2 separate regions of the Homo sapiens genome follow, and region 1 is linked to region 2. A link is an interaction called in ENCODE POLR2A ChIA-PET data of the cell type or tissue named here. Cell type or tissue: OCI-LY7. All regions are shown on one strand. Links, peaks and the distances in the headings refer to the core of each region. The heading gives the core; the rest is flanking DNA.

What was found. ChIA-PET counts read pairs that join two places held together with the same protein. Peaks named below come from ENCODE experiments on the same cell type or tissue, not always from the same donor. Only the 100,000 strongest peaks of a DNase experiment are listed, where the experiment ranks them.
Region 1: POLR2A ChIA-PET joins it to region 2 with 16 read pairs; 2 of 35 experiments call an interaction of 5 or more read pairs at or near these places.

The regions. Positions count from the first base shown.
Region 1 is chr5:56,823,912-56,839,110 of GRCh38, forward strand. The region is part of intron 1 of MAP3K1 (mitogen-activated protein kinase kinase kinase 1); the gene reads left to right. Among named protein-coding and RNA genes, the nearest start is that of MAP3K1, 16 kb to the left of the region's middle. RefSeq lists an enhancer at 1,453-1,963. In OCI-LY7, for the core only: a CTCF peak has its summit at 3,355; DNase peaks (open chromatin) are centred at 3,350 and 5,424; H3K4me3 peaks cover 989 bases.
Region 2 is chr5:56,647,636-56,662,834 of GRCh38, forward strand. No RefSeq gene overlaps it. Among named protein-coding and RNA genes, the nearest start is that of C5orf67, 49 kb to the left of the region's middle. In OCI-LY7, for the core only: no CTCF peak of the experiment used is centred there; no DNase peak of the experiment used is centred there.

The DNA.
Region 1 (15,199 bases), core at 1,955-9,954, 170 kb after region 2:
TTCACACATACATCTGTGAATAAATATACACATAAAGGTGTCATGCATTAATATAATTATTCTTATTTTTAAAGTTCTCAGAATGTCATCTAAACTTAAGATATCATTTTTAGAATTCTTATCTGATAACCCTACTTCATCCAAAATTCATTAATTTGATCATAATTCAACTTGGGATAAATAAAAGTTCACATTTCCATTGAAGAAAATATTTGTTAGGCAAGTACTCCATGAGATTGCAGAAGCCAAGAACCCATGTAACAAAACATTTCAAAGTTTACTGTTGGTAAGTAAACCCAGCAGCCTCTCTTATCTAGAACATGGGTTAGCACTAAGAAGTAAGAAAAAATACTCTAAGCAGCCAAAGGACCTGTAACAAAATATGTGCTTTGAAGCACTTTGATTTTACACTTAGTAGAGTTCCCAGGGCATTTGCTCAGGATTGATACTTATTTCAGATGTTGTTCATGCAGTGTTGTTCATGTGGTGTTCCTAACATGCAGCAATTAGAAGCAGCCAGTTAGAAGGGGTGGCGGTGTGAGTCCTGCAAGAGGCAGGTTCCCCAAAGGCAGCAGTGTTGGCACACCTGACAGTGAGAGGAGAGAGGGAGAATAGGACTCAAAACATTGCAGTCGGGGGCCACCTAGCATTGGTACAATTAGTTCCATCTAGGGCAGCCTCTGCCATTTAAAAATATACTCAGTGAAGTGAAGTTGGAAAGCTTGTAATATAGATTAAGGAAAATTACTATCCAAGATAGTTATAGAAAGTGTCTTGATCTTTGAAGTGGTAAACCTCTAACTGTTCTGTAAGATGTATTTCTGTAGCCTTGATGATACTGAATAAATATGTACTTTAGAATTACATAAAAATGGATGCTGCTTACCGAATGTCTTATCTATTATCTGTGTGGAGAAATCTTTTTTGTTATTGTTGACCTGAGTCATTTTATACCTTGCAGTTTCTTTAAAATGCATAATAATCACCACTACCACTAATATACTGATCTTTTCCGGTTTTTTAAAAAAAATTTTTATTTTTTTTTTTGAGACGGAGTCTTAAAGATATTTTTCTTGCTCCAAGGGTCTAGATTCTTCTTTTTTTGTTGTTGTTGAGATGGAGTTTCGCTCTTGTTGCCCAGGCTGGAGTGCAATGGCACAATCTTGGTTCACCACAACCTCCGCCTCCCAGGTTCAGGCAATTCTCCTGCCTCAGCCTCTTGAGTAGCTGGGATTACAGGCGCCTGCCACCACTTCCAACTTTTTAAATTTTTGTATTTTTAGTAGAGACAGGGTTTCACCATGTTGGCCAGGCTGGTCTTGAACTCCTGACCTCAGGTAATCCACCCGCCTCAGCTTCCCAAAGTGCTGAGATTACAGGTGTGAGCCACCATGCCCGGCCAGGTCTAGATTCTTAAATAACCAAATTTCAAGTTTTGTACAAAGATTGAAGGAAAGCTAGTCTTTAACCAGGAAGAAAAGGATTTGTTAAGAGATTATCAGCCGTATCTTTGCTGACTCATTGATACTGTGGTGCCTAAGACATCTTGGCTTTTGTGACAGAATCCTGCATACAACTTTCTCCAGGATAGTTCCTCCAGGAGGGACCCCTCTGCCAGGCACTGTGGCAGTCACATGTCCAGGCTGCATCTCTGCCCTGCTCAGCCTCTTCATCCTTGCATTCAGATCTCCATGTGGTTTAGGGTGCCCATCAGGGTAAACACTGCCATTGTCTCTTTAATTGCTGTGCTCTTACTCTTCTGGCTTTCACACCTTCAGCTTCCAATCAGTCACCAGTTCTTGTTATTGCCACTCTCCTAGTAGCCTGAGAATCCATCCAACTTCCTCCACTGCCATGACTGCTAACCCAGGGTCAGGCCACTGTCAACCCACTGTCAACCTTTTCTTCACCCTCAGAATGAAGTCCAGACTCCATAATGCAGTTCAGAAACCCTTAGGACTCAGGCTTCTGCTCACTTTCAGCAGCCCCTCAGAATGGTCTGCTCCCGTCATTTCAGCATCGTGCTCAGTTTTAGTCCCTCAACTGACCGTTCTTCTTTTTTTTTTTTAAAGAAAACAATTTTTATTTAAAAATTTATTTTATAAGAAGTATTGGCATGAATACATAGATAAGGCATTTGAAATGGCTTCTCTGGTTGGACTGTTGACCAGCTGAATTCCAGCTCTGTCCTGCAGCTGATCACCCTTCTTTCTCGGCGTGCCCAATGCTCTTACCTCTATCTAGAATACTCTTTCCAGCTCCGTGGTGAGGTTTTGTTTGTTTTGTTTTTATTCTCTTTGCAATAAAGAATTATTGGTATTCCACTAAAAAATAAATGTGGCTTTGTAGAAATCAGTGCTGTACTGTGAATTCTGCCGAGCTCTGGTTTAACAAGTTCCTCGATATCTGAGTTAGATTTGCTACTTTTAAGCCTTTTTAGTTTTTTTCTCTATCATTGTACATGTAGTCAGGTCTTTCTGAACGACAGTGTTCACAAAGAGATGTTTGTAAAGCACACATTATTGTAAAGTGAATCAGATTTTCTTATTTTGTGTTAAAAGCTCAGAGATGTGGTCTCAGGGAAAAAATGTTGCTGCCAACCTACATATTACTGTCCTTGAGAATAATCCGAGACCTTCACAGGTCAGACAACAGATGTGCTCAGATACTTCAAGCAGAGAGCTTGATGACGATGTAAGCATCACAAGATTTATGTCAGCTGCTGGACCTCCACAGACAGGGTCCCAGCAAGCTGACAGGTTGTAGGTGAGCAAGCACGTTAGATGTGCAGGTCACTCACATCCCTTTTTGTGGGATCAATGGATGTTCTTTCCTGAGAAATGAAAGGGCAGATGAGTAAGCATGCTAGAGCATGTGTCTTCAGTCCTGCTGTCACTCCTGAGGAGATGTCCATGCCTTCAAGAAACACTCAGAGCTGCCAGCCAGGCACCAAGGTGCTGGGGACACAGCAGGAGGGAAGTCTCCATCACTTGCCTGTGGAGGAGCTTACCTGATGACAGACAGTGCAGGCCCCCGTCCACTGTGAGTCGGGGAGGCATCAGGAGGCTTTTTTGGGAAATGTGAGGTGGAGCACCAAGCCAAGTCCCGATAAACGTGGAGGAATGAACCAGGTGAAAGGAACTTGCAAGGAGGTTTTGTGGCCTAGGGGTGGGTGGAGAACACACAGGCCCAGAAATCAGCAGTCTTAGGATGGCATGGAGGACTGCAAGTGTAGTTCAGGTAACTCGGCCAGAGTGGAGGCAGGGTCCAGGGACCAAGCTGGGACACGATTTCTGGCTCTGGCCAGAGAGAGAGCCACGCAGAGCTCTCTGCCTCGTATTGCCCCCACTGGCCAATCCTTGAATCTCAGCGCTTAGGACAAAATAAAAAAGCCTTTGTAATTTGACAGGTAACCACAGAGTGTTAGGAAGTGGGTCAGGAGGCCCCAAGAAGGATTTACATCAGAGCTGGGACAAGACAGTCTGGGGTCACAAATCTGGGAGCTGTGGCTTTTGTACTTCAGTAGCTCCATGTAGTTTCAGAGGTTCACAGATTGGGAAGTGTTCTCATGGCAAAATGAATTCCATCCACTGTGGTCCTGAATGTGGTTTTGGAACTACATGTTTCCATTTCAGAGACCATGCACTGTAGTGATTAAGAACCTGGGCCTTGCTGGGTGCCGTGGCTCACGCCCGTAATCCCAGTACTTTGGGAGGCTGAGGCGGGTGGATCACCTGAAGTCAGGAGTTCGAGACCAGCCAGGCCAACATGGTGAAACCCCGTCTCTACTAAAAATACAAAAATTAGCCGGGCTTGGTGGTGTGTGCCTGTAATCCCAGCTTCTTGGGAGGCTGAGGCAGGAGAATCACTTGAAACTGGAAGGCAGAGGTTGCAGTGAGCTGAGATCGCGCCACTGCTCTCCAGCCTGGGTGACATGACGAAAACTCCATCTCAAAAAAAAAAAAGAACCTGGGCCCTAGGAATTAGACCTGTTAGCTACTTGGACCCCAGGGAAGTCACTTCTCTGAACCTTGAATTTCTTGTCTCTAAAATGGGGTCGTTGGTGGTATAATGAAGCACCATTCTTGATCCAGAAAAGTATTCAGTTAATACTAACTGTAGATAATACTCTTGCAAGTAACTGTCTATGCTCACTACTTAAACCTTTAACCTTTTAGAATGAGGTTAAGAGCCTCCCCCAAGGTTGCTGTGCTACTTATCACTAGGTTAGCAAAGGCGGTTTGTGTAGATAATACATCATCTTGATAACAATACATTTTCCCCTGTTATTTTGAAATGATTTACTAGAAAAATAGAAAATGGCAACTTTCAAAATTCTGTGATATGGGATAAAGCATCTCCTCAGGGTTCTTATCTCTGTGACCTAATGCAGGTTTCTTGGTCTTCTTTTCTCATCTGTGAAAAGAAAAGGTTGGTTTACATAATCTCTCAGTTCCATTCAAGCTCTAGCAACTCTCCAAAAATTTAACTTGGAAATTACTTCTTGTGGCTAAATTTAGCTGTAATTATTGAAACAACAATTAGTTTTTTGAACTTAGAAACTCTTGGAATTTTAAACCTGGGTAACAACTATAAAGAGAAATGCAAATGAAAAGCAACAAAAGCTTAGAAAAAAGAAATCATGTTTGTCAAGCAACATTAAGTGATGAGAAAATCTGTTTTTTAAAAAGCGTAATAACTGCTAGGAGAATATTATTTTGCAAATTGGAGAAAATAAATTAGGTCAAAGTCATTAGCATGTTTGTGTTTAGCAAATACTACCTTAGGGGGCAGTTTTTAAAGTAACTTTAATTTTTTGACAACTTTGCTATTAAAAGCTATCTTTTTCTTCTTAATGTTAATTGTATAAAGAAGGGACATTTTTGGATATAACCTCTAAAAAAGCTTCTTCTTTGACTTCTTCTTGTGTTTATTTATAAAGACCTTTTTGTAAATAAACATGTATGCATCTTTTTTTTTTAAGTTAAAAATGCATCGCTTGGTAACAATCATATTGCTTCCTAATTGTGAAAATTTACATTTAATTATATTTTGGGGGTTTTTTCATGTAATTTGGATAGAGTTGACAGCTACTAGAAAATGCAACTGCATTTCACTATTCTATTATTTTGGGCTCAAGTTCTAAAAAATTATGACTTTCAAATAGACTTGGAATAAGACTGTTTAACTGATTTAATCATTGTAATTGCACCAACTTGAATCGTATTCACAGAAACCACCTTGCCTATTGCTGTTTTTCTTCTTTTTTTTTTTTTCCTCTTTTTTCTGAGACAGGGTCTCACTCCTTCACCCAGGCTGAAGTGCAGTGACATGATCATGACTCACTGCAGCGTCAACCTTAGCGGGCTCAGTGTATCCTTTCACTTCAGCCTCCTGCGTAGCTGGGACCACAGGTGCATGCCACTGTGCCCGGCAAATTTTTTTTTTTTTTTTTTTGTAGTGACAGAGTTTCGCCATGTTGCCTAAGCCGGTCTCCAACTCCTGGGCTCAAGCAGTCCACCCGCCTTGGCCTCCCAGAATGCCAGGCTTACAGGTGTGAGCCACCATGCCGAGCCCGCATTGCTGTTTTTTATACACTGAACTGAAACTGTTCATAATTCATTGCAGAGCACACGGACATTCAGCAGTAATTATTTTTTGTCTTGGATTCCTGGTAGTAAAGAATGCTTGATCCTTCCTGCTTCTGCCCCAACCCATGCTAGTTCTTACTGTTGTGATCAGTTATTAGATATTTATTTGGGGCACTTACTCTGTGCTGCTAGCACGTGATTTCCAGATAAGGCTGTGATCAGGAATAGAGCAAAGTCTTGAATCTTGGTCACCTCAGCACCATTCTCTAGGTAGTTGTGACTGATGGTGATAACTGGCTGTAGGTTTTGTTACCAGTAAATAAGGCAGCTAAGCTGTCATCTGCACAATGCAAACTGAAATCATCCTGCAGTTTTTTAAGTGGATAGTAGGACATTCCCTCCATTGCAAGATGATTTGCTAGGAGAGTTTTAAATAGTGCTGAAGACACACGAGAACAAAGCCTTCCCTTTTTGAGCTCAGGTCCAAAAAAGCAGTTTTGGCATTAAAGAGAAAAGGTTTATGCTCAAGAACTTCTTGCTTTTTCTTCTCCCTCTTACTTCTTGGACTAAGTGTTGGTGATAAGATACAAAACCGTTGGTGTCTGAAGTACCTCTGAATCCAGCAGCCTTCTAAAGAAATGTTATCAGAATTATATTGTGTAATATAATGCTTTCTTCTTGTTGAGGATGCCCCAGAATACCGATAGATGTCACAGATTTTGCAGATTATAATTGTGAATTTAAAATTTAAAATGTCATATATTTTAATTACTAAAAACAAATTAGTAGACATTTCTTATCTGAGTAGAAGATACTGTTGGCCATAACCTAATCCAAAATGAAATTTTTTTTCCCCAAGTTCCGTCTCTGTTTCTTGTTTTACTTTCCCTCTCTCTTTCTTAAACACATACATATACTACCTACCCCACCCCCATGCATATACAGGTCTTTCTAAATTACTGCCTTTTCACTCCACATGACCAAGTTGTTTTGGGACTTGGTGTTCCAGGTTCAGTAAGCCTCTTACACTGGGTTCTGTGCTATAGAAAAGTTGCTATAGTGCTGGTACACACACATTTTCCTGTAAATTTCTCAGTTCTTTATTTAAAAATAAATATTTTATAAATCATTTATTGAGCATTGATAGGGTTTGTGTGTGTAATCAGATGCTGTCCTTCTGCTTTATACTTTGGATTACCTGTACTGTACTTTTTACACCTAGTCTGACTTCCTGTCCTTATACTATTGGGTTACTTCTGCCCCAGCTGTATCATTTTGTGTGTATTTAGAGCACATGAGCTAAATCTTATATTGGTTAAAGAGTTTAAAAATCTGTCACAAAATTTTGCCCAAAGACAGAAAATTTTATGTTGTCATTTACTGTTTTTTTTTTAAATACCTAGTCTAGGATTGATTTTTTTTTTTTGTAATGCACTATGAGAGATTGCCTACATTAAAAGCATTGGTAACAGCACGTAAATGTTTTGTAAGAAGTTTCTGCGTAAGGAATATAATATATTTAAAATGTTAATTCATTCCCATATGCTTAAGTAGTCATGTGTGTCAGATCTTTTCAAGTACAGTGTTCTTGCATTAAAATAGCCTAGAAATTTTATTTCTGCATTCCAGTTCTGTCTTCTATAACTTTTTTTTAACCCGTGAAAATGGGATAAAATGTTGGGTTTTTTTTTTTTTTTTTTAGGATCATGTGTGTGAATTTGAGGTTCAGAGACTGCAGTCACTGCAGAGACCTGAAAGCCATTACTGTCTGTCCTCTGTGATTATATGTGTCCCCTGTGATTCCCACCTGCAGGATTAGGAATGGGAGGGAGAGCAGGGGGTAGAAAAGGGAAGGTGGCAGAATCCATCGCAAACCAGTGAACTCCAAAACCTAATCAGGCTTCTTTCTAGGCAGATTCTATGAGAGACGAAGACAGACCACAAAAAACCTAGCCCTAATTTTTTTTTAACCCATGATTTCTAATGTTTATCTATTTGTTCATTTTGTAATTCGAGTTTAATCAGACCAACTATCAGGCAGGCATTTAGTTTGCACTTTCAAAAATTGAAACTTACACATTTATTAAATGATATCCAGAATCATTTCCTTTTTCTTTTAGAACATTAAACATTAATCCTTTTGAGTATTCTCATGTATTTCAAGGTACTTATGATTGCTTATGTAGGACTAATGCAAAAATTAAATGAATTCCATGAGAATTCTTTTTTGACCTCACAAGAGTTAAGGAGACCTACTTTATGTGAAAGTGAGATTTTTATAGATAATACTTTGAAAACCTAAATTACTCTGATACTAAACAGTTTACTGTGTCTGTTAAAGTAAAAAACCTAATTGAATTGCAGTTGAAATTCAAGAGTCTAGACATTCCTTGTGGGCATATTTGATTTCCTCTTTCCCCTTTTAGCTGTTGGAGAGGGAATTGCCAGGTGTCTTTAGTGGAAAGATATTTAACCTGCTGTCTGACTGCTTATTGTGGTAGATGAAGTGTTAGCACTGGCTCAGGCTTGTGAGACCGTTCCCCATTACTGTCCTAACACTTTGGCAGGATTTTGAGTAAAGTTACTTTATTTAACCTCTTTTGAGTTTGACCTCATCTATGAATTAGAAATAATGATACCCTTCATACTTAGAGAATTTGGGAAGAGCAAATGAGATGATGAATATAAAAACCTACCCTTTCAGAAGGGTAAAAATAAAATACTAGGATTTATGGTCATAGCATTTTAGAATTCGGAAGGACAACCTCCTGACTCTAAGCAGTAAAAGTGGCAAGCAAAGGGGGTTCAGCCATTGTTGAGAGATTTCCTACTTCAGTACAGTGCTGGGTCTGGGATCCAGCCTCAATCATCCTAGTTCACTGTCACTCTCCTACTGTACTTATCTGAAATGGCAATAATAGTTAACTTCCTCTGTGCTTGGTACACTGGATGCCTTATATAAATTGTCTCATTTAAGTCTTACATCATCCTTGTGAATTTTGATTCCCATTTTACATATGAGAAATCAGAGACTGTGAGAGGTGAGGTATCCTGGCAAGGTGGTAGCACAGCTAGTGGGTGGCAAAGCCTGAAACTGAACCTTAGCAGTTTGACTTCAAGCCTGCGTTCTTAACCTTTATGATTATCTTTGCATATTTTTTTTAAATCAAGAGGTAAGTTTGTTTAATCAGAGCACAAATTTTATTATCTTGGAAAAATTATTCATTTCTTTGTCTTAGCTTTTATTCATTCTTCACATAGTGTATTATGAAGTCAAAATCATATGTAGTGATGACTTTTTAAATTAAATTATCTATTTAGGTCTTCCAAAAATACAGAAAACATTAGTGAAGCATTTTAAGTTTTTGTTTTGTTTTGTTTTTGTTTTGAGACGGAGTCTCGCTCTGTCACCAGGCTGGAGTGCAGTGGGGCTATCTCAGCTCACTGAAACCTCCACCTCCTGGGTTCAAGTGATTCTCCTGCCTCAGCCTCCCTAGTAGCTGGGATTACAGGCATGCATCACCGCACCCAGATAATTTTTGTGTTTTTAGTAGAGATGGGGTTTCACCATGTTGGCTAGGATGGTCTTGATCTCCTGACCTTGTGATCCGCCTGCCTCAGCCTCCCAAAGTGCTGGGATTACAGGCGTGAGCCACCATGCTCTGCCATGATTTTTTTGTTTTTATATGAAGTTCTTCTAAAATAAAGCAAGTTATAAACACAAATACATTTAAATTTCAGTGTTTTTACAAGGCCAGGGAAGAGACGCGGCTTCAGGGAAAAATATGGTTGAACTTTGTTAATACATACATTTTTTTGCCAGCAAAATTGGAGATATGCTTGGTGTGCACATACATTAAAAGCAGTAATTGTTAACACTTTTGGAGTACTTCACAGAGTGCCTGCCCAGACTGTCTGACATGCTTCTCATTTGGTGCCTACGCAGCCTTGCACAGTAGTAAGGGGAGAGTGAACACTCATGACCTCCTGCTGTCTATGCACACACTCCCTCCCCCACAGTGCCTCAGCTCACACCTGAGTATCTCTCTGCATGCTCCCAGGGAGCTTCCTGCAGTACCTTAGGCATTCTGAAACGTGTGTCTTTACAACAAGACACACTTGTTAAAGCTGTTTACAAATGAGCCTTGGCGGGGGCGGGGAAAGCTGGTTTTCATTTCCAGTTATTTTAAATTTAGGCTTATTTCACACTTCAGCATTCTTTTAATTAATGTGTTTTAATTAAAAGAATTAATTATTCTTGGTTGGTAATGCCCTTTAATTTGAGTAAAGATGATATCTAAGGCCAGCATCTAGTATTAAGTTATGCCTAGATGGACTTCTGTTCATTTATTCTGTTACTGGTGGTTGTTCTTTACTAGTGAAATAAGTTAACGAATGCCTGCCTGTCACATGTGGGGCCTTTATTTTGTGTTCAGCAGGCACCTTCTTTGATAATTATAAGAGCTTAGTGACTGAGAGAATTCAGTAATCTTCCTGACCCCTATGCCTTCCCAACAAAGGAGATTATCTTTTAGTTTATAGAAAGGTCACTCAGGTAAAACTGAAATCTCCTTCAAGGCAAGATAAATATCTTTATCCTTAACTGTGTCTCTGACATGCCATTATTTTTTCTTCAGTAGTAGTTTGCTGGCCCATAAGTCTTTTATGTGAACTGCTTATGGTTGGAAACTTAAACACTGTCACTTTAGCTCAGCACTTGTTTATTGACATACTTTCCTATGTGTATGTACTGTGCTAGGAACTGAGTGAGCCCTAGGTAAATGCTGGAGCCAGGGGAGATAAAAAGAGAGTTTAATTCTTGTGTTCTCTAGCTAGTTATTGATTACTTGTAGCTAATTTCATAAGAAACTCTTGGAGGAAACTGAAGAGTAGTTGTAGGTTCTACCTGGATGTGACAGGATTCTATGTGTATGCCTGGATATGAGGACAGCTTGTTGAATACTGCCTGTTAATTTGCTTTTGGGTGGATCATGAGGTCAGGAGTTCGAGACCAGCCTGGCCAACATGGTAAAACCCCGTCTGTACTGTACAAAAAATTAGCTGGGCATGGTGGCAGGTGCCTGTAATCCCAGCTACTCGGGAAGCTGAGGCAGGATAATCACTTGAACCCGAGAGGCGGATGTTGCAGTGAGCTGAGATGATGCCACTGCACTCCAGCCTGGGCAACAGAGCAAGACTCCATCTCAAAACAAAGAAAGAAAAAAGATGAGAGAAATATTGTTGTGCTTTAAGAAAGCCTTTTAAATTAAAATGTGAGTTGACACCCCAGCCAGAATAAGGGTGATGGTGTCAGGCTCCTGAAAATGATTTTGTTGTGTATATTTTACTTATATACAGCTTTTAAGAGAATAACTTGTATAAAATAAGATACTTAATTTTAGATATTATTATAATAAGTCTTAACAAGTAATAAGATATAAAATTAAGTATCTTATTTTATACAAGTTAATTACTTATTAGTGGTAATTCCACCTGCAGGCTTGAAGTTTCATGGCCTCCAGTGTTTCTCTCCAATGGAACCTTTGCTCCGTTGAACCTTGGATGGCTTAGAATCTGGCACAGATGCTAAGGGTTGAGAAGTGAATGATAGTTCTGTTGGCAATCTTAATTCCTTGATGGGCAGGCCCAGGATCACATCCATACCTTAGAAAGGGTAGCAGGGAAATACTAGCTCAGCTTCCTCCCTGAAGAATGCCAGTATTTCCTGGAAAAGAGCTGAAGAGGATCCTATGGAGGAGCCTGAGACCACTGCAGGTTAGGAGACAGGAAGGCAGGGAAGAGGAGACAGGAAGGCAGGGAAGAGGAGACAAGGAGGCAGGGAAGAGTTGACAGGAAGGCAGGGAAGAGGAGACAGGAAGGCAGGGAAGAGGAGACAAGGAGGCAGGGAAGAGTTGACAGGAAGGCAGGGAAGAGGAGACAGGAAGGCAGGGAAGAGGAGACAGGAAGGTAGGAAGAGGACTTTTTCCAAGGAGCCAGTGGTCCGCAGTAGGGATGCTGCTGGTTGAGGGCTACAGAGGACGTGGGTTAATGGAGTGATGGGAGTGGGACGTACTTTACTGAGGGATGAAGGAGAGGTGCGGAATCTTAGGCTACTCTGGAGAAACCTGGAGAAGGAGGGAGATGGGAGAGAAATAGAAGCTAGAATGTTTGCAAAGATGAAGCATTTTGGGGTTTGGTGGTTTTTTGTTTTAAGATAAAAAGGGGGGGAATTTTACAAGCTGAAGAGATGGCACAGAGAGGAAAAAGTTTTATTTGTGGTTAAAGTAGTGAGCATGCTTTTCTGAAATGTCATTTCTCAAGGAGATGGCGGCTTGGAGGGGGTCAATTGATGGTTAATAGGAAGCCAGTCTAATGAAAAGCTAGCTATACCTTTGAAATAGGAAATTTGTAGTTAGAAATGTTTGTGTTCTCTTTGTTTAAATTGTAGCTTGTGGTATAACAAAACATTCACTCATCAAATTTTGTAAAGAATTGGCTGTATGCAGATACTAGGAAGATGGCAGTAATGAAACAGACACAAATCCCTGCTCTCAGAGAGATAATATTCTAACAAAAACGTGTTTGTAAGTGTGCGCAGAACCCATTTCATGATTTCTGCTTGGTTTGTGGACTCGACTGAGGTTGATGTGAGCAGTTCCTGTAAAGGACCATCCCTATCCCAGGTTGTTCAGAGAATTGTTTTCCGTCCAAGCCCTCTGAGTGGCTCTTGTGTTTGTCTACCCTCTTCCTAATTGTCGCTTTTAAATACCTCATAGAAATACTCTCTCTCCATATTTCAACTTGGTCAGCATGTGTACCTGACTACAGCCAGTCAAATTTTGGTGCTGGTGACATGGGTGTGGCAGTGCACGTGGGAAGGTAATTCAGGAATTACCTTTTTTTTGGTAATAATGTCAGAGTGTTAAAGTGATTAGTTTTTAGAGAGTTAATTTCGGACCTATTTAGAAATACCCATATAGATATTACTTATTCTCTTGCATACTGATAGGCTTTCTTGGATGGGGAAAGTGGTAGAGATGTGATTAACGCTTTGGGCATTTGTGCGGTTTATCTTGTCTCTGCTTCGGGTCGGGAGTGACTTGTTACTGTTTACATGAGGCTAGTTGTGTGGCACTCCCTAAACAGTTTATTGAAGTTTTGTCTTGTGTATGTGACTGTCATATTATGATGGCAGAGTTGTTGAGAACAGCTGCTTCAGCCTATTGTCAAACATTTTGGCCCTATCCATCCAGCATACTTCTTTTAGGGGACTGAAGGAAAGGGACCCAGGAGTGTCTGTGCAGACTGTCATCCTAGTAATGCTTACTTGGAACAGTGAACACAATCGATTCAAGTCTCAAGTCTTTTGATTTACCTTAATCCATTTGAATTTTGTATTTTAGCCACCTTTGTATCTTTGACATAAAACCATCACAGGGTACTCCTCTCAGAAATCTTGGAATAAAATTGACACTCTAGAAAACAGATGCTCCATTTTTTATGCTTATGCTGTGGTTTTAAATGTATCCTGCCAGCAGTATCCCCCCACCTTAAGCTAGGAGAATCTAGGTGTGAGAAATTTGGATTCGGAATTCCAGCACTGCCCCCCAGACATGCCCATTCACTGACCCCCTGAGCTAGTTCCCTTTCTTCCTCTTGGGTTGCTTCCCTAATAGGATGCACTTCATGGCTTTTGCATCTCCCCTCCCAGCCACAAGATCTTTGAATCTCTGAGGGTTTTCTTCAAGGCATTTTATTCCTACTTACCACAGGAAAAATTAACAGCCATTAACAAAATTATAGACATGGGTAAGTTCCTAAGTTAGGTTTTCACTGAAATATATATGAGTCTAGACTCATGGTTCTTAGCTTCTTTACTGACCATCTCTTAGTCTTTTCCTGGGGTTGAAAGCTGTCATTTTTCCCAAGAGTGGTGTGGGAGCTCTTCCCTCTTTCTGCAGTGCCCCAGGACTAACAGTGGATACTTGGCATACACAAAGGCCTCAGTGAAGCTTATTTACATCTTGGAGATCTTTCTGGCGTAGAAGTTCATATTGGAAAGGCATTGCTTCCTCACAGCTTCCTATGTACAAATACTGGGCATTTGGGAGTCTGGATGAAAGATGAGTAAGACAAAGGCTTTGTTCTCAAGTAAAAGTCCAAGGGGAAAAGATTAATCCATTATTTTATTAAGTACATATTTATTGACTACCACCCTTGTGCCAGGCTTTCTGCTGGGGCAGGAGACATAAGCTTGAGACCCATTTCCGTCCTCACGGATCTCAAAGTCAAGAGTGGGAAACAGATAAGAGGCCATTATAGCAGTGCTCTTTGCTGAGTGAGGACTGAGGAAGATTTCTTCACACTGAGTTTTAGGGGACGTGGCCAGTGGGGGAGGCTGAAGGCAGCACCTGGGATGGTTTCTCCAAGGGGACCCTAGAGCTTCAGTTAATGAGGTGAACCCTACAGAGTACTGACACCAGGAAATATGCCTAAGGAAAACTAGATAAACTAGGGTTTTATTTTTATTTTTTGCTTCTTCTGTATGCTAGGCAAACTCACATTTTATTAGCTGTCAGTCTGTTTTCATTTTTCAGTTTAAAAGTTTTCAGGTTGATAACTTTGGTCCGGTATCAGTCAGAGTGATGATGAATTGAGTCAAAGCTGTTGTTTTAAAAAGAATATTCATATGCATGCCTATGAAAAAGAGCTGTCTTGTTTTAAAATGGAGTAATACAATTTGTGTTACAAGTACAGTTCTTTGCCCCATTTCCATTCAAATTGTCATTTATATCTGAAATCATTAAAATTAGAAAACAGTTATGATGAATGTCTTTTGAAGCATATAGCAGGAAAAGTCATAAGTCAAAACCTGCCAGTTTAAAGTAAATGCAATTATTTGGTTCTATGAAATTGTAGCTTTTGCTATAGTGAAAAGAAATTGGCATATTTATGAACAACTCCAGGATCTCATTGAAATGAGGAAGACATTATTTAGGAAGACAGTAATGATTCAGACTATATTTAGGACAGGATGTTAGAGTTAATGTGCCTTCTCTTTCAAGTGATTAGTGGGCAGATGACATCTTTGGTATTAATGATTGCCTGAGTTAACATTTTTAAGGAAAGAGTGCCACCTACTGAATGAAGAGCTTTTGTTTTCTTCCATTCAATTCGAAGAATCTTGTTTCACTTTGAATCCTTAGTGGGTGGCATTTGCTGGGCAGTGATCCCGTCTTCCAGTGGATTGACTAGGGTAGCTAGGATTCTTAGAGGGAGTTTATGCCCCCAAAACCAGGTGTAGAAACAAAACCTAAGCATAAACATGATTCAGCACTTGGCAAGTCTCAAAACCTTACCATCATGTTAATGTACTCACTGGCCCAGAAGGTTTTTTGTTTTGTTTTGTTTTGAGCTAGGAGCAAATGGCTGGGAGGAAATGAACTATTCCAAAAAATAATTGAAGGGGATTGAAGAGCATATGACATTGGTCGAGATCTTCTGGGGAGACTTCGTTTTCCTAGGGAATAATATTAGTGCAGAGATTGCTTGATCACAACTTGGCCATAGGTCAGTGGAGGGATTCCTGAGGTCAAGTTGCGAATCCA
Region 2 (15,199 bases), core at 3,528-11,527:
TTTTTGGTCTGTGAACAGGCAGGAAAAACTGGGGTTTCCCAGGCATGCACACTTACTTGCTGCTCAAAGAAACACTCAATCTGTTAGAACTTTTTGATGGCATGTGAGGCCTAGGGTGTGATTTCCATTATCTATTAAATGGTAAGTACGTAATAAGCATAGTAGATTTACAGTAGAGTCTATCTCAGTGAAGATGTTATTGCTAGAAATATTTATTAAAATTTTCTAAAAATATTCACTTATGCTGTGTAAGAAAAATGCTGCGTAGGATGCTAAAAGTGGCGTAAAATATTAGCAAAAAACCTACCCTCTCAGAGTGTACATTCTAGGAAAAATGATGCGACCTCAAATAATGCTCCCCGACTATTATCTGAGTATTTGCTATATGCAAAATGCTTTGTGCACATTGTTTACTTAATCCTCACAATAACCGATGAAAGAGATTAAATTATCTCAATTTTACTGAAGTTCAGAAAGATTGAATAACTTGCCTAAATTCACATGGTCACATGGTAAAAAAGACATCTATTGTTTCATCTATCTACATCTCCTCTTCTTTTTTTTCAATCCCAATCTCTTTCTTCTGAGGATCTGGTCTTCAAGATCCCCCTGTCCCTAATGCGCGAGTGCATGCACACACACACACACACACACACACACAAAATGTGCTTCTATTGGGCCAATCATAGACCTCTGCATTCCTGATCGTGTGATACAAATCAAACCAATCAGAGTTCTTCTTTGGTGTCTTCAAATTGGAACTAAGGTGAGAGAGTTCCTTCTTTCTGACCCTCTTGTGAAATGAAGCTTGGGCACATGAACTTTGGGGTTGCCAAAACACATAGTTCTAGCCTGTTGGAAGATGCTGGTCTGAGGAAAGAGAGTCAATACCAAGAAATAACTAGAAATATGAAATAAGAGACATCAAAGACAGCAGTGTGCTGGTCATTAACAACTAGTTCTCCAAATGTAGTTCTGACACAAATGGTGGTTGGTAATTTTCTTTAGGTGAGTAAAATGAAAGTAAATCAACAAAGACACATACTGGAGCTTGACTCACTTTTCAGTGATATGACTGACTGCTTTGCCAAGTCAAATAATTGTTCTTAAAATCTGAAAGATCTTAGCAATTTTCGATGCTATTCACAATGTAAGAACTGCAGATACAACACACTTTCAAGTTCAATTTGCATTGTCAACATTTTCTTCCTCACTTTCTTAAGTCTAGAATCTAGACAATCAACAAAACAATAGATTAAGCCTTGGTTTTAAGCATTCATTCATTTCTATGGTTTAAATGCCTCCACTACGGACATTTTCAAGCTTCCAACATGACATCAATACATATGAAGTTGGAAAGAGATGTATAATAGCACACCACTGTACAGGGTTTCCACCATACCAATACCACAGATATGAAGAATCTCAAAGGTGTAGATAATAGCAAAATGCGGTAAAATAATTGAGAAGTAATGAGGTTTTAGAGTTTATTACTTTTGTATTTAATACAATTTTTACTCATGAGTTTATATCATTTATTTTTTAATAATGTTATATTTAACAACTGGCTTACAAAATCCCTCAAAATCAAACAGTTGGCTCTCAAGAACTAGCGCGAGCCACATTCAGCACCCCACAGGCTCCATTTATTCCTAAGAATAAACTTATTCCCACCCTGATTTCAGGAGCCTACAAATGCTCTAATTTGTTCAACCTAGAGATAAAGTGTCTTTTCAGTTGCTTGCAACCAAAAGAATCTTAGCTAATTTAAGAAGTCCCTCTTGGCTACAGTGGACAGGGAAGGCTTCGTCAAAGAGACAGAGCTAAAGCGCCCACCTCTGAAGGCCAATTTTCCAGACGACTTAGTTTCATTTTTTTGAAAAAATTGAAGAAATAACCATGCCCCCCACTTTGATAAAAGGAATTTTCAACTCTGGAAAACCTGGCCATGCTGTGCCACGATCCCTTTAAATGTCTTCCCAGATGAAGAATGTTTCATCAGCTGAACGGAGCCTCCAACCCCTGCAGAACCTGGGAGGATGTTAGCAGCTCACAGCCCTGCTCCCAGGAGGCTCGGCATCATTCTGTGAAACTGCACAGGGTGGAGCCCTGGCTTCTCCCTGGAGAGGAAGTAGCTGCAGGAATGCCAGATGTGGCATTCCCACAGCAGCTGGTGGAGGGGCCGTGTCTCCCAGCATGAGGAGCAGCTGCAGAGACTGAGCCCCAGAAGTTTGCACAGGCCAAGGAGAACCCAAGCTACCTGGGGCCTGAGGCAACACAGGCTGATAAATAGAGCATAATTTGGGTCTGATTCTCCCACCCTGCCTTTGTCTCCTTCCACCGGTGTTTAGTAAACCTTTTTAAAGAGTTATTCCAAGTGCTTTTTCAAGCCTCTAATCTGTCTTCAAAAATATCCTGGAGGAGGAAATGAAGATTGTTTGCTGCAGAAGACAAGGTGGAAATGGCCAGGAAAAGTCTCTTCTGAACACCTAGATGAAAGCCACAAATGAGGGTGGGGAGAGCTTGGACAGAAGCCAGCCAGGGCTACTGGCCTGCCTGTCCTGCAGTTTTTAAACTAAGGGGTAACTGAAGTCCTCTGCTCTGTGTGAAGGCCAGGGGTGGGGGATGCGGCGGAGGAGAAGTCGGGGTGGAGAGGCTGTGGACAAAAAGGATGAGAGGGCTAGAGGTGGGGGAATGAGAGGAAATCAAGTGTGAGCTCATCTTAGGTCTTGTTTAATGTACGGTTTTGGGGGGTGGGGTAGGAGATGGACCTTCAGCCCTGCATCCAAAGTTGATTAAAATCCTGAAATTTTTCATAATTGGACCTCATTAATAAATTCCTCAGGGTTCCAGGAGGCTCTGTAGAGGTAAAACAAGGGTTTGGAGAGATGAGAGCAACAGGAGGTTGGAAGATCCCAGACCACAGAGTTAATTCCACTTAATCAGCCTGGAGAAACTCCACATTTACAACACATCCGAGGACTCAATGAGGCCTCCCACCCTCTGCAGCACGGCAGGGATTTTTCTCATTTACTTCTCCCTTATTTTTTAACCCCTATTTCCAACATGAATAATAAGCTGCCCCACAAGTTAGCACTAATGCTCCTCTTCTCTCCGGAGGAAGTTTACTGTGTCTGCGGTAGGCATAACTCCAGAGCTTGGGGAAGGGAGGATTCCACCTCCCAGCCTCCTCTCTTCGTTTTGCCACCCACCATCTCCCACCACCCCCTGCTCCACTTGCTTCCTCGCCTCTCACTTTTGAGAACATATATTCTCAGTTGTTAGCTTGTCCTCCAATTCACACGTAATCTCTGTGATGCTTAATTTTATGTGTCAACTTGGTTGGGCTAAAGGATGCCCAGATAGCTAGTAAAACATTATTTCTGGTTGTGTCTGTTAGAGTATTTTTGGAAGAGATTAATACTTTAATTGGTAGACTGAGTAAAGAAGATCATCCTCACTAATATGGCCAGTCATCACCTAATCAATCCATTGAGGGCTGAACAGAACAAAAAGGCTGAGGAAGGGAGAAGTCAGTCTCTTCTGCTTGAGCTGGGACATCCATCTTTGCCCTCAGACATCAGCCCTCCTGGTTCTCTAGCCTTTGAATTTGGACGGGGATTTACATTAGTGCCACACCCTCCCTTGCTTCTCAGACCTTTGGGTTTGGACTGGAACTACTGCCCCAACTTTCCTGGCTCTCTAGCTTGCATACAGCAGATTGTGGGACTTTTCAGCCTCCATAATTACGAGAGCCAAGTTCCATAATAAATCTCTTTCCATATATCCTATGAGTTCTATTTCTCTGCAGATTCCTGACTAATACAATCCCAAACCTTGAATTGAGACATTAGCATTAGCTTGTTGCCATGCCAAATCTTTAGTGGCTAACAAGTGGCAAGCTTGCTTGGTTTGTAATGTATCTTTTCTCTTTCCGTTACTAAAAGTGAGCCTGAGCTGCAAAACACCCAACAACCAGATACTTCAGAAAAAAAGCAAACAAGAAACAAAGAGCCTGAGCGATGCCCAAACTGGGAAGCCAATCTCTGAATAGGAGTGGGCCAGGGTCAAATGCAGGCTTTTGTCAGGGATCCAAATGGCTCATTCTCGTAGCATCTATATCTTGCAAATGTCTCCTTCCTTTCTTGAACATTTTAGTGAGGAGAGTTACCCAGCAAAACTATGTGGCACGGAAGGGGCATTGCAGTTCAACCTCAAGAACCATCCCCAAGAACCATCACATAAACACCAAGGTGGCTGGTCCTCAGCACAGGACTCACTCTCATGTCTTCTATGAGATGTGACTTTTTTCACTGTGCAGGCTAGGGTTGAACTACAGAGAAAAGGGAGTAGAGAAGGAGGGAGAAGGGAGAAAGGGTCAATTTAGCAATGGCAGTGGAACCTGAGAAGGAAAGTCATCCCAGATGTGCAGCTACCTCCTTACCACACCCTCAACCCATGCCCATCTCCACACCCCAATTTCAAGCTGGGGAGCAAGAGAGCAGGCTGCCTCCTTCACTTCCAACTTTGCCTCTCTTTTCCTATCCCCCTGCTAGTGTGCATTTGGAATGTTCCTTTCTCTTCACTCTTCACCATTCTGTGCTTTAACATCCCCTCATCCCATCCCAATACAGAAAAATAAAAGGTTTCTTTTTGTTGTTCTCTTACAATTACAGAGAAATCTCAGGGGACCCAATACTGACATGAACTGGCCCAGCTCTCTCTACCTACCTTGGGAAAGAGTCCAGGAGGCTTCAAAATCCTGCCCCCAGGGTTTGATTCCAACTATTTGACATTCTGGAAAAGTCAAAACTATGGCGACAGGAAAACATCAGTTGTTGCCAGTGGGAAGGAGTGAGGGAGGGATGAATAGGTATAGGTGGAGGACAGAGGATTTTGAGGATATTGAAACCACTCTGTATGATACTATAATGGTGGGTACATGTCACTATATAGATGGTCCTGGACTTACAATTTTTTGGCTTTATAATGGTGTGAAACCATTGCAATTTCGATGCACTTTGAATTTCTAATTTTGATCTTTTCCGAAGCTAGTGACAGGGTACATGAAATATTCAACACTTTATTATAGAATAGGCTTTGTGTTAGATGATTTTATGCAAATATAGGATAATGTAAGTGTCCTGAGCATGTTTAAGGTAGGTTAGGTGTATTAAATGCATTTTCAACTTACAGTGAGTTTATCCAGACATAACCGCTTCTGAATTGAGGAGCATTTGTACATTTGTCCAAGCCCATAAAATGCACAGCACCAAGAATGAACCCTAATGTAAACTATGGGTTTTGGGTGTTAATGATGTGTCAATGTAGGTCCTTCTGTTGTAACAAATGTACCACTCTGGTGGGGATGCTGGTAATGGGAGAAGCTATGCATGTGTGGGGGCAGGAGGTATATGGGAATTCTCTGTACCTTCTTCTCAAAAAAAGCATTTTATGTGATAATAGATTATGATTAATGAATGCTTGTTCTACACTAAATTTTCAAAAAACTAATTCTGACCCTCGGCATTGGTACGGCATCCCTCAGGAGGCAGGACAGTGATGTGTGCTCATCTCCTACCTGCTACCTACAGCCTGGGTCACGTTTCACCCTGAACTGGGCTTTTCAGGGCTTGGCCAGGTTCCACCTGGAATTTCACCCTTAAAAAGTGAAGGGTGGATGAAGAGGGGGTTCACTTTTTACTCCACATATATTTATAACTTGGAATTTTACAAGAATACCTCCATGTATTTCTTCTATAAAAGTAAAATAAAATAAAATAAATAGAACTTTGCAATATTAGTTAAGCCTCTGATTTCAATTATAAACCAGATGTCTGCTTGAACATTTCCACTGTCGTGGATCCCTTATACTTGGTCTGTACCCCGCATATGATGCCTAAGATGGATGAATCCCCTCCCTGTGATTTTCCTGCCTTTATTCCTCTTCGTCCTCTGCCTTGGCCCTGCTGCCTCAATGGAGCCCTGTAGCAGTGTGTCACAGACTCCAACCCCTTCTCTGTTTCTACAGGAAACCCAGGCTCACTCAGCTTTTCATGAGTTTGGTAACTCCATGGGGAGTTGTGAGAAGGCATCGCAGGACTCCATCCCCAGCTCCTGCTGCCCCTATCTCAGCCCCTTGGGGAGTAAACTCCACACCCTCCCACTGCCTGCCTTCCTTGACACCCCCACTGGAACTCTCATGAATCCATTCCTTTCAATCTTCTTCCAAAGTAACAGAAGCTAACTCTAGCTAACTTAAACCAAAAGGGGAAATATGTTAGGATGAGAGGGTCTCAGGAAATCCAGATGGACCATAAGAAGATCTGTAGAGCCCTGGCATCTCTGGGCCTCTCCTCTCTATGAAATGGAGATGGCTGCCATCCACAGGGTGGCTGTGGGTAGGGGATGCTCTCTTTACCTGAAGCATCCAGTTTGCAGTGGGTTCTCAGGAAATATTGATTCTCTTCTTCCCTTACGTAGGCCCTTGACCCCATGAGAGTGATCTTTCTACAACACCATGTGGCCAGGCCACTTCCTTGCTTAAAACCTTCTGTGCCTCCCCAGATCCCTCAGCATAAAGTCCTAGCTCCTCCATCTGCAGTGTTTTTTCTCTCTGCAGTTATCTATCTCTGCTTCTCCATCCATGCAGTGGGCTGTAGCTGTCCCTTAGCACCCAAGTGTCCAGCTACACAGAAAGAAAACTGGCTCCTCAGTTTCAGACTGGAAAGGAGTATCAGACTGGCCCTTGTCTAACAATCTCAACCAGGAGGAAAGGGGTCGTAGAACAATGGGTCACGCGAAAGGGGAACGATCCACAGCTAGGCATGCTCAGGCGTGATCACAATCTTGCAGATGGCTAAGTAAAATTCCTCTGAAGATTTGATATTTGGGTATAGTTTCAAAAAGGGGATTTGTTTTGTTTTGTTTTCATTGAATGGAAACAAAGCACAGATTTTGAAAACAAATCCATTTGGTTTTGAATCTCTGCTTGGTCACTTAATAATAACTGGGCAGTGTTGAGAAAGCCACTTAACCCCTCCGGTCCTCAATGTCCTCATGTATGAAGTAGAGATGGCTGCCGTTCACAGGATGGCCATGGGTGTGGGATGCTCTCCCTCTTACCTGAAGTTTGTGGTGGGTTCTCAGGAAATATTGATTCTCTTCTTCCTTTACATAGGTCCTTGATGCCATGAAAGTGATCCTTCTACAACACCATGTGGCCATGCCACTCCCTTGCTTAAAACCCTTCTGGGGCTCCTCATATCCCTCAGCATAAAGTCCTAGCTCCTCAAGATAACATAAAAAGCCCTGAAAGCACTCTCTGCCCTCCTCTCCACTCATTCCCCACCACTTCTGTGCCCCTGCCATGGAAACAACTTACCGTTCCCAGCACCCCTCGTGCCCTCTCTCCTTCCCTTCTCCTCTTTCCCCCACTGACTCCCCAATCTTGTCTGTCTAATGTCTACTCCTTCCTGGGGTCTATTTACTCAGGAAAATCTTCTTTGGCCATCACTTCCATCCATAATGCTGTACTGAGTCTCTTCCAGATGCTCCTGGTTAGAACCCTCCTCAGTGTTCCTGAGAACCAGCCTAGACAGTGAGAATGGCCTCAGAAACTCTACTTTGCAAGGCAGTCCAGTCCACTGCTATCTCCTAGAAGGTTCTACCACTCTCATCCTAATTGGCAGTAGAGCCAAAAATGCCTCTCCATAATTTTCATCCAATGATCTTAGATTTTACCCTAGAACAGCCTTCAAATTACTTGGAGCTTGAATCTTACTACCCCTAATCTATCTTTCCATTCCTTTTACTGGACCTCAAGAGACGTGGTCCAGCGAACATCTATCATCCTGTAATATTCTTTAATTTGTCAGTATTCTTCTCAATCCCTGGCGCTCTTAGGTGAGTCCAACCACCACCTCCTTCATTATGGATCCTACAGACCTATGCAGCCTCAGACTTAGGGGCCTCTTTATCCAGGTAAGCCACCCTGCCTAGGTCCCGTGAGCTTCTGGTTAACCATGCCCCCTCCAAGCCCTTAGCATATGACCTGCTGCAGTGCCATGTCCAATCTCTCCCCATTCCCAGGCTCATGGAAGTGCCTAAAGTTACACAACAAGCCAAGGGCAGAGACTAGGAGATATCTCAAGATTTATAATCTCTAGTCTAGCATGGTTTAGCAATTCACTTGTCCACAATTCTTTGAGCTGATGGCCTTATATATGTTAATAATAATAAGTATGGCTAATACATATTGAAGGTTTACTCTGTGCCAGGATAGGCTAAGAAATATATGTGAGTTTTCTCATTTAAGCCTCACAACAAGTCCTTAGGAATTTTACAGATGAGGAAACTAAAGTTTAGGGAGATTAAGAAATGTAATCCACTAGCTTAATAGAATGAAGGCTTAGGTTAGACATCAAAGCAATAAGATCTCAGAGCATATTAAATACGACAGCTGTGAACTCCCATATTTATTTTCTAAAATTAGGAATTTCCTAATTTAAGCCCTCCCAATGACCAGACTTGATTTCAATTAAACACAGAGGAAGATAACTCACATCAATCAAGTGAAGTCTGGGGGTACAGAGTACTAGCACAGCCCCCAGGGCACAGTCCTCTCAAGTGTTCTTCTAGGCATGGACAGGCCCCTCCTTACAAAATGTTCAGAAGTCCTAGAGCTTTTGCCTCATCCACTCACCCTGTTTCTAACCCCGAATGTGGTGTGAGAACAGGTCTTGCAGCCTTGCAAAGCTTCTGTAGACATCTGCTGTCTCTCTTACATTTACATAACAAGGCTCATCTCTGATTAATTAATTTGATGACCTCCAGTCAATCTGGTGTCCGAACTTCAAACTGTGGTAAAACCTTATTTATCTATTTAACACAATTCCAAGCGTTCCTTATATTCCATTTTTAAAGCCAGTAATAGCTTCTTTTTATAGCTAAACCATGAAATGAGAAACTGGCATTGCGTTAGATTGGTTCCTAGGTAAAAGAGTGCTCATAAGGCTAGTGGCTTTCTGGTAACACTGATCCACCTGGGACTGGTGGGTAAAGATGTCCTCAATCCCATCCCATCCCTTGTAATCCCTGTACAATGAAGACAGCTTTGTCCACCAAACCTTTCACCCACTCCTGGAGCTCAGGAGGATGAGAGGCTGTCAGCCAATGTTCTGGACAAATGCTCCCCATGGAAATTTCTGCTAATTGAACTCAGATCTTGCCTTGCTTGTTCTGAAGCAGGATCAGAGATCTGACTGCTGACTGTGTGGCTTCCCAGAAGATTTAGAAACATGCTTGATGTGGGTATGGGATAGGGACAGGGGAATTCTTGTGGCCTGGGGGCAGAGGAGGGCTCCAAACACAACATCAGGGCTTGGCAAAACCCAAGAACACTATGCCAAGACCTTTTCCCTTCACTTGTAAGCCCATATGCATTTGAAAGGGAACTTAGTCCTCATTTCAGGAGTGAGTACACATTAGTCATCAGTGCACAGTGATAGTAGCACTGGGGACTCATACCTAGAATGCCCCCCCCCTTTTTTTCCTATCCAATTTCTTCTTATCCACCAGAATCCAGTTTATTTTTACCAGGACTTCTCCATCAAGTCTAGCTCACAGTAACTACTAGCCTATGACAACATAACACTTGTTGCTAGAAAGATATCTCTTGACATGTTCAGCCTTAAGGCATCTTTTGAAATTTTTAGACTATGTGTATTTATACACATATACATGCATGTGCATATTACAGTTTTTCATGCACTTACTCAAAAACTGTTTACTGACAACCTACTGCTGCCAGACACTGAGCTGGGTACTAGGGACATGATGGAGAACAAGATAAGCAAGGTCTTGACCCTTACAGACCTCACAGTGGGGAACTCTATGGCTCGATGACTATATCCACAGGATTTTAATTTATGGAGGTGACCAAGTGATGACACAAAGAGCCTGATGCTATTAAAAGAAGATATTTATCACTTACCTTTCCCCCAGAGAAGGCACACAACACCATGCAAGGCCACCTAGGGAGCACCCGGTTTTGGTCAGGAGGCAGAAGCAGGAGCAAGGAGGGGAAAGTCTAGGCTGGAGTTTTCATTGGGGTTTCTGCAGGAGAACTAAAACTGGGCAGAGTAAACAGTTTCAGGTTGGCTAGTTTGAATCATTCTGGCAGGCTTTGGGCTCTAGGAGTGTTCTCTAGTTGTCTGATACCTGGCCCTGGAATGAATTAGGGCAGATAAATACCGGACTGGTATATGAGAGTTAAAGGGGGTTACTGAAGGTATAGACTCTGTTGTTCTATTGGTTTGTTTGCCTATGAAAGGCGAGCCTTTTGTTATCTGTAAGACAGACCCTAGGAGGGTCAGTCTCTCCCCGGACAGCAAAATTTTCAAGATGTCAAAACATCATAAAATTCAAAACATTTTTAAAAACACTATTAATACACTGTATCCATCAGGGCTCAGAATGGACAACAGAACATACTGTAGATATTTGAAACAAAAAGGATTTAGTGTAGGAACAGAGTGTTTATGAAATTACTGAAAGGGCTGAAGAGGAAGTCTCAGGGTCCACCAATGGATAATGTATTTTAATGGCATACGGTTCTAACTTGGATCTGGAAGTAGCAAAGATGCTGCTGCTACCAATACTGCTGTCCCCTCCAGAATGACATATCCCCACAAAGCTGGTGACTAGACATGGAATGCTGGTCCATCTGCCACAATTGACTCAACCATCTATATAACCTTGCTTAGCAGTAAGAGAACATTATGTGTATTTCTGAGTTTCGCAAGTACAGGAAGGAGGGGACAACTGTGGCCACACATTTCTGTGTTCTATATAGTATAACACACAAATGAAACGTGATAAACACGCAAGACTGAACTGCCTCTCTGTCCTTCAATTGATAGGTTTTTATGCCAGAAGGCTGTCCAGCTAACATTTCTATTCTAGGCTGGACTGGTCTGTCTGTCCCACACTTTTTTCAGCTGAAAACTCTCTACTCTTCTTTGAAGATACAGTTCAAGCATTGCCTCCTTTGTGAGGCCTTTCTTCTTCCTGCTAAGAACTGGCCACTCCCTCCTCGATCCTCCCCATGGAAGCAGAGGTAGACTCTCATCGCAGTGCCCACCATACTTCTTTGCTCTTACACCAATGTCTCTCTGCTTGATTGTGAGATGCTTCAAGCCATTCCATGGCATGCAGTAGACACAGAATAAATGATCCTTGGATGAATGGGAAAGGCTGAGGCTCTTACCACAGATCCAAGATGCAGGTAGGGATTCCAATATAGCCTGTTACCCAGTCCAGTCATAGAGGAGCTGAGTGGATAAGTCCTGTTTTCATCAAGGCTAAAATCTTGGATATTGTTAAGGCATCTTGGCTCTGGTACTGTTTGGGACAAAACACTGTAGCAAATAATTAAATAAGAGTAGCCTGAGCAGGGATTAGGAAGCAGAAAGAAGTTTAATATCTCTGCATGACTCAGACATACCAGGTAGTTTCGGTTGCAGCTAACAGAAACACAGCTCAAATGAGACAAACAAATACAAAAAGAATATACTGACCAGCATAACTGAAAGGTCAGGGTGCTAGCTTCAGACATACCTGGGTCCAGTCTGTACCCTATGTCATCAGGGGTCTGTCACTTTGGCTCAGCTTTCCTCTATAACCTGTATTCTCACACTGACTCTCCCCATGTGGTAGCAGAAGTGATTATTTTTTCTTTTACTTTTCTCAACTTACACTGTACCCATTCATCAATCTCAGTAGAAATGGAGTCTCTTTCTCAATGCTTCCAGCAAAATATTTCAGGATGGACTGTGACTTGGACCAGTCTGGTTCCAAGTACCCCTCACCCAAGCCAGAAGAATAAAAGATGCAGGCTTCCATTGGCAGGTGCTGTGTTCACCCCTGAAACGGGGGACCCATGGGTCAGATCAACCCCACCAAAGCCCGTGGGCTGAGTAGGGAAGGAGGTGGTGTTATCAGAAAGAGGCGTATAAATGGTAGACGTGAAATACAACAGCTGTTTCCCGGAGTGGTTAACTAGTATTTTGCTATCTCCAAAGCCTCATTCTTCATTTTGAAAGAGTCTTTCAACTACTCAAGAGCAACAGCAAAACTGCAGCCATTCTCAGGGTGCTTCTTGGATGGGATGCCCAATGAGATTGGTACAAAACAGAAAAATTTGACATCATTTCTAAGTTTCAGTTGAGACTGGGGAGAGAAAGGAAAAACCCATCAGTTTCGGGTCTTGAGTAGTAAAACCAGAGTGAGAGGGAAGGGGGGAAAACGCTTGGGATGTAAATGGAATGAACAACAGAAAATAATTAAAAAGGAAGTGGCTTCCTCTCGTTTGTCAGTCGGGCCCTGTGAGGAACAAGAGCGGTACCTTTTCTGGAGCCTCAGCTGCTCTGCTGCCTTTCCAGCCGCCTCCTTGGGAAGAATGAGGTCTTAACAACCAGCATGGTGTCAGGGCTGGCCTCCACCCAAGCCTAAACAGTGCCCCCATTGAGGGACCCCAGGGGCAGCCCTGGATGCCTCTCCCTTCTCCTGCTCCCCTCAATGGGCTATTTGTGGGACTAACAAGGACTGGGAGACACACTGCCTATCTCCTCCGAGGCCCCAACAGCTGCAGGATTCTGCAGGAACTCCACAGGGCCCCTGCACATCCCTGCAAAGACACCAACCGGAGGATGCCGGATTCAGAAAGGGTCTCCAGGCGCCTCCTGGATGAGGGAGAAAAATACTCCTCAGTTCTTTCCTTCCTCCCAGCCCTTTCTCCCGTCTCCTGGGATAGCGACTCTTCACCCCAAAAATATTTGGTAGCCTGCCTTCCTGCAGCTTGGATACCCTCCCTGTTCTATCCTTCTTGCTGGCTGGGAGAAAGAAGAAAAAGGAGAAATAATCTTCTAAAGCTGAGAGTTTATGATTGTAGCCATGTCCAAATATTTAATCTTCATTTTCCACTTCCTCTGCTGAGATAAAAGTGACCTAGAGTGGAAAGTGGTAGCTAAAAAATTCTCATCACAAACCAAGATCACAGCTACTGTTCCCATTGATCTTTCAACCCCACAACAACACCAAGGAGCAGTAACAGGCCGGGCGCGGTGGCTCACGCATGTAATCCCATCACTTTGGGAGGCCAAGGTGGGCAGATCACCTGAGGCCAGGAGTTTGAGGCCAGCCTGGCCAACATGGTGAAACCCCGTCTCTACTAAAAATACAAAAAATTAGCTGGGCATGGTGGCGAATGCCTGTAATCCCAGCTACTCAGGGAGGCTGAGGCAGGAGAATTGCTTGAACTCAGGAGGCGGAGGTTACAGTAAGCAGAGACCGTGCCACTGCACTCCAGCCTGGGCAACAAGAGCAAAACTCCATCTCAAAAAAAAAAAAGGAACAGTAACAGTTCCTGTATTCTATTTCTCCTGAGCCCATTAGGTAATGATTGCTAATTGCCTTGAGGAAAGAGACAGCATACTGTCTAGAACAGATAGGTGAGGAAGAATCATTCCTGACTTTCTACTTCTATAGGATATAAAGTCTTGCCTGTGTCTTTTCACTTAAGAGATGCAAGTTGACCCCCTCCCCAAATGTCTCCTTCCAGGAGTTTATTGTTGCACATGAAAATCCTATTCTCGTGATATTCCATGTTTGTTAGTGGAAGCAAGTGTATTCTGCATGAATAGAAGTATGTCTGTTTTGGTGGAACTTTGCTGAAGTGTAAATACCCATGGGCTCAAGACATCAAGCTTTACAGGTGATTAACTTTAGGGTGCTATGTAGTTGATCCTGTCCTTCCCAGAGTGATGGCTGTGATAAAGGGGAGAGGGAACAGCCCCAGGAAAAACCTGTACCTACTTTGCAACGAACAGAATCTGTAGGGGGATCTGGTACAACTTAAACTTTGTTCCCCCCACAAATTTTTGCCAGAAGGTTGGGACCTGGCCTCATTCTTCAGGGTCAGGGGACTGTTTCCCATGCCAGTCCATTCTACTTTTGAACAAATCTTACTCATTAGATCATTGGAGAATCCTTTCTTGCATCAATTTCCATTTGATTTCCCTTAAACATGCAGACATTCATCCTGGTCTTGCCCCACTACTACATGCACTCTAAAATCTATAAAATCTTCTAAAATCCATAAGCTCTTCAACCCTTCCATAGAGAAATCACTCATGCCTCCTCCTGAGCTTTTCCATTTTGGGCTAAATCATGGTTTCTGCAATTTCTGCAACAGTTCCAGATATGATACAGTTGCCTGATTTTTAACCAGCTGGTTGACTGTCTCCAAACTCTGCTTTTTTGTTTTTTGTTTTTTGTTATTTGTCTTTGACCCTATTAAGTATATGGAACTCAGCTGCAGTTTGACTAGAGTTAAAATGCAGACAGGCCATTGCCATCCTTTATCAGAGGATTCTACTCCTGTGAATGCACTCTAAGACTTGATGCTCACCACGTGGCAACCAACTCCCATTGGACTTCCTCGGTGATAAAACTCATGAGACTTTCCACATGAACTTCTGTTAAGCCAGTCATCTCCAGTCAATTTGTTTTTTTTAACCGAAGATCTGATATTCATTCCTCATTTAACTTTATCCCCTTAGTTTCAGTCCATTGATCTAACATGTGGAGCTCTTTTAGAAATACTGATTCAGTCAGTAAAACCTCTCAAATTTATGTAATCTACAAACATCTAAATATGTCTTCTCTATTTTCATTCAACTTGTTGATGAAAGTGAAGATAAGACCAAAAAGCTCAGATATTCGAGACCAAATGTCAGAGACATCACCATGTCCTGTTCAGAGCCATGTTGATACAACAAAAGCAGATGCCAGATGCTGGAGAGTTCAGTCCTGCTTCCCAGTCCAGAGACACTTCACATAAAGGAATACCACATTTTTGGACATAAGAAAGTATTCTATTGTTTTCCTTGAGTTGATATTGGATAGGGGTGTTTGGTATTGCTTTTCATACTATGCACACATAGGATTCTATGGATGCAGAAAGAACAGCCTTTTATCCTACCTTACACATTACATAACAGGCCTCTGACCTTTAAAGAAGATTATTTTTTATTAAAACAGCCTTCTTGCCAAAGTCCTATGTGCTCCTTTCTAAGAGAGATTCCCAGATTACCGCTTATCCAATCAATACGACAATAAAAGACACATCAAAACCTTA